Regions from separate parts of the Homo sapiens genome. Here region 1 is linked to region 2. Evidence: chromatin contacts called from ENCODE Hi-C or POLR2A ChIA-PET data. All regions are on one chromosome and are shown on one strand. Each heading gives the region's core, a stretch centred on a gene start or an enhancer-like site at or near the end of the contact. The rest is flanking DNA. Distances are from core to core; before and after follow the strand shown. Region 1 overlaps SLC28A1 (solute carrier family 28 member 1). Region 2 holds the start of ZSCAN2 (zinc finger and SCAN domain containing 2).

The links. A loop is a pair of places that touch in the nucleus more often than their neighbours do. ChIA-PET counts read pairs that join two places held with the same protein, here RNA polymerase II (POLR2A). Pooled maps may share reads with other maps.
Region 1: a map of body of pancreas shows a loop between it and region 2 (3-fold over the local background). The contact joins the enhancer-like site here to the promoter of ZSCAN2 in region 2. A Hi-C loop is called at or near these places in 51 of 168 maps with a recorded cell type or tissue (Calu3, GM11168, GM12878 and 31 more), 17 of 37 single-sample maps with no recorded cell type and 36 of 50 pooled maps. POLR2A ChIA-PET finds 5 or more read pairs at or near these places in 7 of 52 experiments (A673, B cell, CD4-positive, alpha-beta T cell and 4 more).

The regions. Positions count from the first base shown.
Region 1 is chr15:84,928,070-84,933,486 of GRCh38, forward strand. SLC28A1 (solute carrier family 28 member 1) reads left to right here. Exons shown (of 19, transcript NM_004213.5): 13 at 5,076-5,206. Among named protein-coding and RNA genes, the nearest start is that of SLC28A1, 46 kb to the left of the region's middle. RefSeq lists an enhancer at 1-57. Within about 2 kb of position 2,007, at least 6 of the 41 ENCODE cell types and tissues checked have a DNase peak (open chromatin) inside an H3K27ac peak, as active enhancers do; they include body of pancreas and right lobe of liver, where a contact is called at or near this core.
Region 2 is chr15:84,597,647-84,602,457 of GRCh38, forward strand. ZSCAN2 (zinc finger and SCAN domain containing 2) reads left to right here and starts at 3,363. Exons shown (of 3, transcript NM_181877.4): 1 at 3,363-3,489. LOC105370947 (a long non-coding RNA gene) reads right to left here. Exons shown (of 4, transcript NR_186225.1): 4 at 1,788-2,157. RefSeq lists an enhancer at 3,211-3,260 and a silencer at 3,581-3,730.

The DNA.
Region 1 (5,417 bases), core at 757-3,256, 330 kb after region 2:
CTTAAAACTCAGCCCTCTTTTCTTCCCTTTCTCAGGCAAAAGTCCAGGCCCAGCCCTGGGCAGTCTGGCTTCCCCATTGACAGGGCCTGGGTACCCACTTCCCTTTAGCTGCACAGAATGGGCAGAGGCAGCCAGGATCATCCCTAGGTGCCCTTGAGCCTCCATTTTACAGTCTCTGGTTTGAAAGCCCCAGACTACAACTATAGCTGGCCCAGAGGAAAAGCACCTAACAAACAAACCTTCCTTCCCTTCAATCTCTGGGTCTGCCCCAGTCTTTTCTCCAGAGCAGCTCTCTTTTGCCCCCACCTGGCTCATGACAGTCACTGCACCAGCCCTGTACTGCACGCCCTCTAACTTCCTTCCCCAGTCAGTTCCTCAGTATCTTTGGCTCTGCCCTCAGCCTCTGAATCCCAGAAAGGTCTCTCTTGCCCTTTCCTTCAAGCTCCCAGGTTCGTTCGTTCTTTCTTTCTTTCTTTCTTTCTTTCTTTCTTTCTTTCTTTCTTTCTTTCTTTCTTTCTTTCTTTCTTTCTTTCTTTTCTTTCTTTCTTTTCTTTCTTTCTTTCTTTTTTTTTGAGACAGAGTCTCCCTCTGTCGCCCAGGCTGGAGTGCAGTGGCTCAATCTCGGCTCACTACAACCTCCACCTCCCAGGTTCAAGCAATTCTCCTGCCTCAGCCTCCCAAGTAGCTGGGATTACAGGCATGCGCCACCAACCCAGCTAATTTGTGTATTTTTAGTAGAGACAGGGTTTCACCATGTTGGCCAGGCTGGCCTTGAACTCCTCACCTCAGGTGATCCACCCGCCTCGGCCTCCCAAACTGCTGGGATTACAGGCATGAGCCACTGCGCCCAGCCTCCAAGCTCCCAGATTCTTAAAACCACTTTGTTGCTCAATCTCTGGCTCCCTTCTCCGCACATCCCTCCTATTGCTAATATCTGGATATTTCTAGATCTCCACGGTCCAGTACAGTAGCCACCAAACACACATAGCTATTGAGCACTTGAAATGAGGCTAGTCGTATTGAAAAACTTTTAAGATGTTTTATTAATTTTAAATTTTTATTTTGTCATCCATATTGATAGTTTTATATTGATTACATGGGTGGAAAGAAAATATTTTGGATATATTGAGTTAAATAAGACATTATTAAAATTAATTTAACCTATTTCTTTTTCCTTTTTAAAATGTGGCTATGGCCGGGCGCGGTGGCTCACACCTGTAATTCCAGCACTTTGGGAGGCCGAGGCGGGTGGATCACCTGAGGTCAGGAGTTCAAGACCAGCCTGGGCAACATGGAGAAACCCTGTCTCTACAAAAATACAAAAATTAGCCAGGTATGATGTCAGGTGCCTGTAACCCCAGCTACTCAGGAGTCTGAGGTGGGAGAATTGCTTGAACCCGGGAGGCAGAGGTTGCAGTGAGCCGAGATCGCCCCATTGCACTCCAGCCTGAGCAACACAGCAAGACTCTGTTTCAAAAAAAAAAAAAAAAATGTGGCTTCTAGGCTGGGTGCAGTGGCTCATGCCTGTCATTTCAGTACTTTGGGAGGCCAAGGCAGGAGGATGGCTGAGACCAGGAGCTTGAGACCAGCATGGGCAACATAGGGAGACCCCTATCTCCACAAAAAATTTAAAAAATAAAAAATTACTTGGGCATGGTGGCACACATCTATAGTCCCAGGTACTGGGGAGGCTGAAGTGGGAGGATCACTTGAGCCCAGGAGGTCAAGGCTATAGTGAGCCATGATCATGCCATTACACTCCAGCCTGGGTGACAGAGCGAGACCCTTTGGGTCAGAGAGAGAAGGGTTATGGGCAGGCGTGGGCCCTGGGATGCTAGGATGGAAGGCTCTCCTGACCAGGTGCCTGGGAGGCAGGGCTGGGGAATGTCACAGCCCTGCAGAGTAGCTGGCAGTGGGGAGGTGGGTGTGGGCTGGCCCAGTGCCCAGGGAGCCCTGCCTGTGCAGGACTCAGCCCTTTCCATGATGAGCTGGAAACTAGCAACTGCAGCATTTGAGGCTGTGACCACAACTGGGTCACCCAGGGGACAGTGTGCAGGAATGTGACAACTGCAGGGTGTGTTCTCTGCCGTGACTCAGGTTTACAAACCAGATGTAATCTACAAGTCAGAGGAAGGGTCAGGGTCCTGCCTGGTGGAGGGAAAATCCCAAGATTCCAGGTGTGGCACCATCCCAGCTGGGGCTGAGCAACTGAGGAGGAAGCAGGGGAAGTCCCAAAGCCCAGCCCAGAAAGTCCAGAGAGGACACCTGCCCCAAGTGGGTTTCATCCAGCAAGGGGCAGGGGCCCAGGCTTGCACACCCAGTGTCCACACAGGGCCCTGGGGAGGTATCAGGCTGCTGCCAATTCTTGTTCACATTTTAAGAAGTTTTGTCGATCTTTAAAAAGAAACAACTGGGGTTTAGAAAAAGAAGAAGGACACAATACCTGGGATTCAGAGCCTGAGAGGGTCTCCAGCCTGGCTTCTCAGCAGCAGGCCTGGCACTTCCCTGAGATGGTAATGAGGGGTGCCCACGATCTGCCCTCTGCTTTTTTTTTTTTTTTTTTTTTGAGATGGAGTCTCACTCTGTCGCCCGGGCTGGAGTGCTCAGCTCACTGCAACCTCTGCCTCCTGGGTTCTACCCATTCTCGTGCCTCAGCCTCCCAAATAGCTAGGATTACAGGCACCCACCACCACACCAGGCTAATTTTTGTTTTTTTTTGAGATGGAGTCTCGCACTATTGCCTGGGCTGGAGTGCAATAGTGCGATCTCGGCTCATTGCAACCTCCGCCTCCTGGGTTTAAGTGATTCTCCTGCCTCAGCCTCCCGAGTAGCTGGGATTACAGGCACACACCACCACACCCGGATAATTTTTCTCTATTTTTATTAGAGATGGGGGTTTCACTAAGTTGGCCAGACTGGTCTCGAACTCCTGACCTTGTGATCCTCCCACCTCGGCCTCCCAAAGTGCTAGGATAACAGGTGTGAGCCCCACGCCCGGCCTAATTTTTGTATTCTTAGTAGAGATGGGGTTTCACCATGTTGGCTAGGCTGGTCTCAAACTCCTGACCTCAAGTGATCTGCCCGCCTTGGCCTCCCAAAATGCTGGGATTACAGGCGTGAGCCACTGTGCCTGGCCTGCCCTCTGCTTTTATCAGCCTGAGTGTCTGTCTTCAACTTACCTCCCTCCTCCTTTTTATTTTTATTTAACACTTTAGAATGCAGTTGGCTTATTACAAACTTTAAGAAGAAACATCTATTTTGCTTTTTGTTTATTAAAAAAAATATTGTTGTGGACATTTTGAGAGATACCAAAACACCTGTAATCCCAGCACTTTGGGAGGCCAAGGCAGGCAGATCACAAGGTCAGGAGATTGAGACCATCCTGGCTAACACAGTGAAACCCCGTCTTTACTGAAAATACAAAAAAAAAAAATTAGCTGGGCGTGGTGGTGGGCGCCTGTAGTCCCAGCTACTTGGGAGGCTGAGGCAGGAGAATGGTGTGAACCTGGGAGGTAGAGTTTGCAGTGAGCCAAGATGGCGCCACTACACTCCAGACTGGGCGACAGAGTGAGACTCCATCTCAAAAAAAAAAAAAAAAAAAAAAAAAATGAAAGAAAAGAAAGATACCAAAATGCAGAAAGAAAAGAAAATCGGCCGGGGATGGTGGCTCATGCCTGTAATCCCAGCACTTTGGGAGGCCCAGGTGGGCAGATCACGAGGTCAGGAGTTCGAGACTAGCCTGGCCAACACGGTGAAACGCCATCTCTACTAAAAATACAAAAATTAGCCGGGCGTGGTGGTGCACACCTGTAACCCCAGCTACTCTGGAGGCTGAGGGAGGAGAATTGCTTAAACCCAGGAGGCGGAGGTTACAGTGAGCCAAGATTGTACCGCTGCACTCCAGCCTGGGCAACAGAGCAAGACTCTGTCTTGGAAAAAAAAATAAAGCAAGAAAGAAAATCACCCCTGGCCCCAGCAGCCAGGGACAGTCAATTCATTGCCATTTTGGTGTATTTCTTTCTAATCTTTTCATGCGCCATTTTGGAGTTTGTTTCCCCACTGCCCCTAGTTTTGGTTCTTCTCTACCTGCAATGTTGTGGGCCCTTTCCCACTTCACTGTGAGGCCTTGATGACCATCATTTTCAATGACAGCCTGACGACGCTTAGCCGGTCTCCCATTGTTAGATGTCTGAGTTGGTTCTGATTTCCCTGCTTGGTAAATGACACAGTGATAGGGGGAAACGTGTCATATTTCTCTGTGGAAAAGAACAGAGAAGCAAAGGGTTTGGGGTCCCAGTGAAGATAAAACTTCAGGAAGGGAGAATCCCAGGGGCTGACATTGCTCTGCCATCTTGCTGGGAGTGGTTTTCACAGCGTGGCTCCCAGAAGGAGACTGAGGGTCAAACGGTGGCTGTCATAGAGGCAGATTTCCTGAGAAGGAGTTCTCAAACTGCAGGACTGGATGTGATGGGTTGGCTTGCAGTGGTGAGTTCCCCGTCACAGTAAGCATTCAAAGAGAGAGCCTAGAGAGGGAGTACCTTCCTACGCTAGTACATACCTACACTAAGGTGGAATTGGTTTAGCTCTTAAATCCATTTCATTTCAACTCTTAGGTTCTAGAGCTTTGTCTGAAAGCATTACAAATTCCTCCACTAAGGGGGAAACCTCAGCTAACGGGGATTAGTGGTCAACAGTGACAGCCTAAAAAGGAAGAAAGAACCTTGAACTTGGAGCCAAAAGATGTGATAGGCTCTAATTCCTTCTCTTCCTTTATTTTGGGAAGCCATATTTAATCCTTTGGAGTCTCAGTTTTCTTGTCTGTAAAATGAAGATAACAATATTTGTCATTCCTAACTTAGGGAGCACCAGGAAGAAATAGAAGGTCCTATACATATAGCCTGTGACCTTCTACACATAAAAGGTATTATTATTATTAGTGATGACAGCAGTTATGACAATGAGGACATATCAGTGGGACAGACTACACATGTGCCCTTGCTGCCCTGGGCCGCACTCCTTGGTCGCCAGCATTTCTTCTGACTGTCCACCTAGAACCTGCACTCTCACTCTTGCAGATCGATGCCACCTCGTTGATTGCAGCCTCTGTGATGGCTGCCCCTTGTGCCTTGGCCCTCTCCAAGCTGGTCTACCCGGAGGTGGAGGAGTCCAAGTTTAGGAGGGAGGAAGGAGTGAAACTGACCTATGGGTGAGCACAGCAGGAGGTCCTGCAGACAGGGTAGTGGTACAAGGTGGGGGGAGCAAAGCAGAGGGTCCCGTTCTCTCTGTCCATCACTGTCTTCCACTAGCCTGGGCCCATCTCTCCACTTTTCCTGCTCTGGTTTGGGCTTCATTTGCTGTCTTAGTCCATTTTCTGTTGCTTATAACAGAAATCCTGAAACTGGGTACTTTATAAAGAA
Region 2 (4,811 bases), core at 2,113-4,612:
ACATAGACAGTGCAATAAGATGTAAGTAGAAATAGCAAAAAGTTAAAAAGCAGGACAAATTAAAATAGAGTTTTTATTAGTTTTCTTTTTATTTGTTTCATTGTTTATTTGTTTGTTCCTTTGTGCAAGCAGTGCAAAGTTGTCATCAGTTTAAATAATGGGTTATAAGATGGTATTTCCAAGCCTCATGGTAATCTCAAATTTAAAAATATGCAATAAATACACAAAACACAAAAAGCAAGAAATTAAATCATACTACCAGAGAAAATCACCTTCACAATAAGGAAGACAGAAAGAAAAGAAGAAAGAGAAGACCACAGCAACCAGAAAACAAAATGGCAAGAATAAGTCAATACTAACATTGAATGTTAATGGACTAAACTCTCCAATCAAAACTGTTATGGAAAGAACTGTTATGGAGCAGTTCTCCCCATTCCCACCCACATCATTTTTCATCAACTCTAGATGAGCTAAGGGCCCCCAAATGCCTTAGGCTGAGCATTCCTTGGGGTGAGGTCCCTTCTTGCTCAGAGCCTAAAGACAAGTAGTGATATTGTTTCTGCCTGTCCAGTGTTTCCTAACAGGCCTTCAGTCTCCAGAGTGGAGAATCTGCCTTTGTGTGGGGTATTAGTAAGAAAATCTAGGAGCCACATCCAATCCTCTCTCACCCTGCTGCATCCAGGGAATGTGCATGTGACTTAGACTCAACCAACCAAATGCTCTTTCCTTGCATGGGAGAATTTGTGTGAGAAAGGCGGAGAAACAGAGATGGCTGTAGTACCACCAGAGGTCATGGGATAGGCAAGCTGAACTTTTTCTGCTCAGAGACTGTTATTGTGGTTTTTGGGGACTTCCTCTTTGTCTCTTGGCTCCTAACTGTTCTCAAGCCTGATTCGTCAGCTCCCTTCTACTCTGTCAGTTCCCTGACAGTCTTTCAGTAAGTCCCTTTTACTTAAGTTAGCCAGATTAGTTCTTAAGCTTTTAACCAAGAATGCTTTCTGGTGGAACAGAGCCTCTCTCACCCTTGTGGTTTGGCCAATGGAGAAAGGACTCTCTTGGGGGAGCAACCTTGAACTTGGCTGTGTTTCCAGGCTTGCTTCGATGTAGCAGGCTGGTCTTAGGGTACTGGCTTGGCTACCAGGGCCCTTCTCAGTAGGATCATTATGCCATGAATTGGTCTTAAATGTGACTTTCTCTCTGTCTCATGTAGGATAGTTGACACTGGCAAGGACCAGCTTCCCAGAATCAGACACAGAGGAGACAGCTTCTTTAGGACTCTCCAGTGACAAGCTAGTGCCAGTTCTGTGGTCAAGGGTTGACATGGGTTAGGAACAGAGGTAAATAAACGCTTGAGCTGCTGGAAAGTTCCATCTGTGCATCCCCAGCCTCCCCTGCATCTTTTCCTTTTTGTGTAAATTTCCATTCCTGGTAAGGATGGACACATGGAGAAACCCATCTTTTTTAATACAATGTCATCCCAAAAAAAATCACTTGGAGGGGTGGTGGCCCAGAATTCTGCATCCAGGGGCTTAGTGCAGACTTCTCAGGCTGGCCTGGAGGTGGTGCTATTTGCATGTGGTCAGTCTGGGATAATAAAGATGCTACCAGGGTATTGGATAAGAATCACTAGCTGAACTTCACTTTGCATCTCTGTAATTGGATTCAAGAGGTTAATTAGTGAAAAACAGGTGAATTTCACATAATCTTTGGAGTGGTGCAGAGGACTTTCTAACACAAAACTCACAGGCTATAAAAAGATAAGATTAACAAATTTGACTGCAAAAAAATTTCAAATTTCTATATTTAATAAACCAGCAGAAAACAAACAGCAAACTGAGAAAGAGTAGCAACTGCTGTGACAAAGGGATAATTTTCTTAATATACAAAGAGCTCTTACAAATAAATCCAATTTAAAAATGGGAAAAGGACCGGGCACGTGGCTCATGCCTGTAATCTCAGCACTTTGGGAGGCCAAGACGGCTGGATCACCTGAGGTCAGGAATTCAAGACCAGCCTGATCAACATGGTGAAATCTCTGTCTCTACTAAAAACACGCAAAATTAGCCAGGTGTGGTGGCGCACGCCGGTAATCCCAGCTACTTGGGAGGCTGAGGCAGGAGAATCACTTGATCCGAGATCGTGTCACTGCACTCCAGCCTGGGCGACAGAGGAGGAAAAAAAAAAGCAGTCATTTCATTGCAGGTGCCTCCAGTAATTGCTCAGTGCAAACATACATAACTATTCTATCACAGACCATTAAGGGTGTCTCTCTCCATTTTTAGATTTTCCGCTTGAGTTTCCAGGTAGTTTCTCACCTGTTTTCAAGCAGGGTTGGGGCAGCCGTTTCTTCAACAGCGCCAGCCGTAAAACACAAAGATGGAGGCCAACCTCCCACACCCGGGCACCCTCCCTTCCCCCATACTGAGATTGACAAGTAAGCAACCCGGTGATCAGTACTAAAATGGAGACGTCAGCCAGGTGCGGTGGCTCACACCTGTAATTCCAGCACTTTGGGAGGCTGAGGAGGAAGGATCGCTTGAGCCCAGGGGTTCGAGGTCAGCCTGGGCAACATATGGAAACCCTGTCTCTATGAAATGTAGATCCTGTCTGTGAGTGTGTGTGTATAAATAAATATATATATATATATACAAATACATACATATATATATTTAAAAAATAAAATGGGGACGTCCAACACGTGTACTAGGGGCGGTGTCTCTGCCTGGGGAGGTGGTGATGACAGGGCAGGCTCCACCCAGGAGAAGCTGGAAGAATGGGAGTTCCGCGGCAGAGGAGGCGGGGCAGGGCGTTCCTCCAAACACAGGAATACCACGTGCGAAAACAAAGGGGTGTGCGAAGACCGGGTGCATGTGTACAGCTGCAAACTGGGGGAAAGGCGCCAGGCTTGGGCGATGAGGATTTGTTCCCCCATGGATTCCCTTCCTGCCCAGGGTCCGCTCTCGCCGGTCGAGGGTGCCTAACAATACTCCTTGCCACAAGGTTCGCAGCCGAAAAGGTCCTTCAAGTCCGGCCATCCAACTTTCACTTTTTATAGACAAATATACAGAGGCCTTAGATAAGTGAAACGGCTTGTCTCGGGTTACAGCTCTAGCCAACACAGGGTTTCTGACGGTCAGTCTGCGGATTTTCCTGCCTCTGGTCCGCAGGCACTGCCCAGGCTGTCAGCCCCAAACCCTACTCCGGGGACCGCGGTCAGGTTCGTCTCCGGGCGGACTACATCTCCCACAATGCCTTGGGCCCAGCCTCCCTCCTGCCGCCCGGCTGGGTGCCGTCTCCACCAACAGAAAGGCAGAATTTCCAGGGCCGTTCTCGGCAGCCAATGAGCGCGGCGGTGGGCGGGCCTCTCCCGTCCATTGTTCTCGGTGCCCCACGGGCTTGAGCCGGGGTGAATCTGGAGGGGCCGGGCCGAGCCCGGGGGCGCTTTCGCACGCGAAGCAACCGCTAGAGCAGGACCTGGTCTCCCGAGAGGTGAGCCGGAGAGGCAGGCCTGGAGCCACGCGGACCCCGGGCAGTAGCCCGAGGTGAGGGAATAGTGGGCCTGGAGCCAGCTGCCGGCAGCTCTGCTGGGGGAGGGGCGTCGGGGTCGCGCTCCGTATCCTGCGGGCCCTGCAGCCCCGATTTACGCGCCGGCTCCGCTCAGCGAACCGTCCCGGACGCGTCTCCCTGGCGGAGAGCTCCTTGCCTCTCCTACCGAGAAGCGCAGGCTTTGGACGGGAAGGGGCATTCGACGACATCCCGCGCAGCGTACACGTTTTACAGATGGGGAAACTGAGGTTCAGAGGGGGCGTGTCGTGCCCCAAGTCAGACCGCAAATTAGCTGACCTGGCACACTTTTCCCAGGCTCCCAAGTAGGAAGAGTTCTCTTACACCATATGCCAGTATTTCTTCTAGTCATTTGAGTAAATACACGTTGAGAGCTTCGGTTTTCCCACTAGCTTTTATTTTTTGTCCTTTTTTTTTTAAGCTTTTGTCAGCTTTTCTCCCCTTTTCATTGAGGGAGGGTTGTTAGTTGAGTCTTTATGATGTAGTAATGATTTTTTAAAAAATTTTTTTATTTTTGTAGAGACTGGGTCTCACTCTGTTGCCCAGGTTGGTCATGAACTCCCGGCCTCAAGCCATCTTCCCTCCTCGGCCTCCCAAAGTGCTGGAATTACAGGCGTGAGCTACAGCGCTTGGGCTAAAAATAATTTTGTATTGCTTTTATAATATTTTAAGTCGTTTGCAATTCCACTGCTTTCAATATTTTGTAGGTGCCGTCCCGTTCTTTTTTCCTGTGAGTTCATTTTTTTTTTTTTTTTTTTTTGAGACGGAGTTTTGCTTTTGTTGCCCAGGCTGGAGTGCAATGGCCTGATCTCCGCTCACCGCATCCTCTGCCTCCCGGGTTCAAGCGATTCTCCTGCCTCAGCCTCCGGAGTAGCTGGGATTACGGGCATGCGCCACCACGCCTGGCTAATTTTGTTTTTAGTAGAGACGAGGTTTCTCCGTGTTGGTCAGGCTGGTCTCGATCTTCCGACCTCAGGTGATCCGCCCGCCTCAACCTGCCAAAGTGCTAGGATTACAGGTCTGAGCCACCGCGCCCGGCTGTGAGTTCATTTTTAAAGGGAATTGAGGACTTACTGTGTCTATGGTTTTTCTGCCCTGCTGATTTTGTGTTTATCCATTATTTTCCTATCAGAAGGATTATCTTAAATCATTAATGATTAATCTTTGTCAATATAATTTTTAAAATATTAAAAACATACAGCGTAATGTGCAGATCTTAAATTTCATATGTTTGCTCTTGTGCCGCC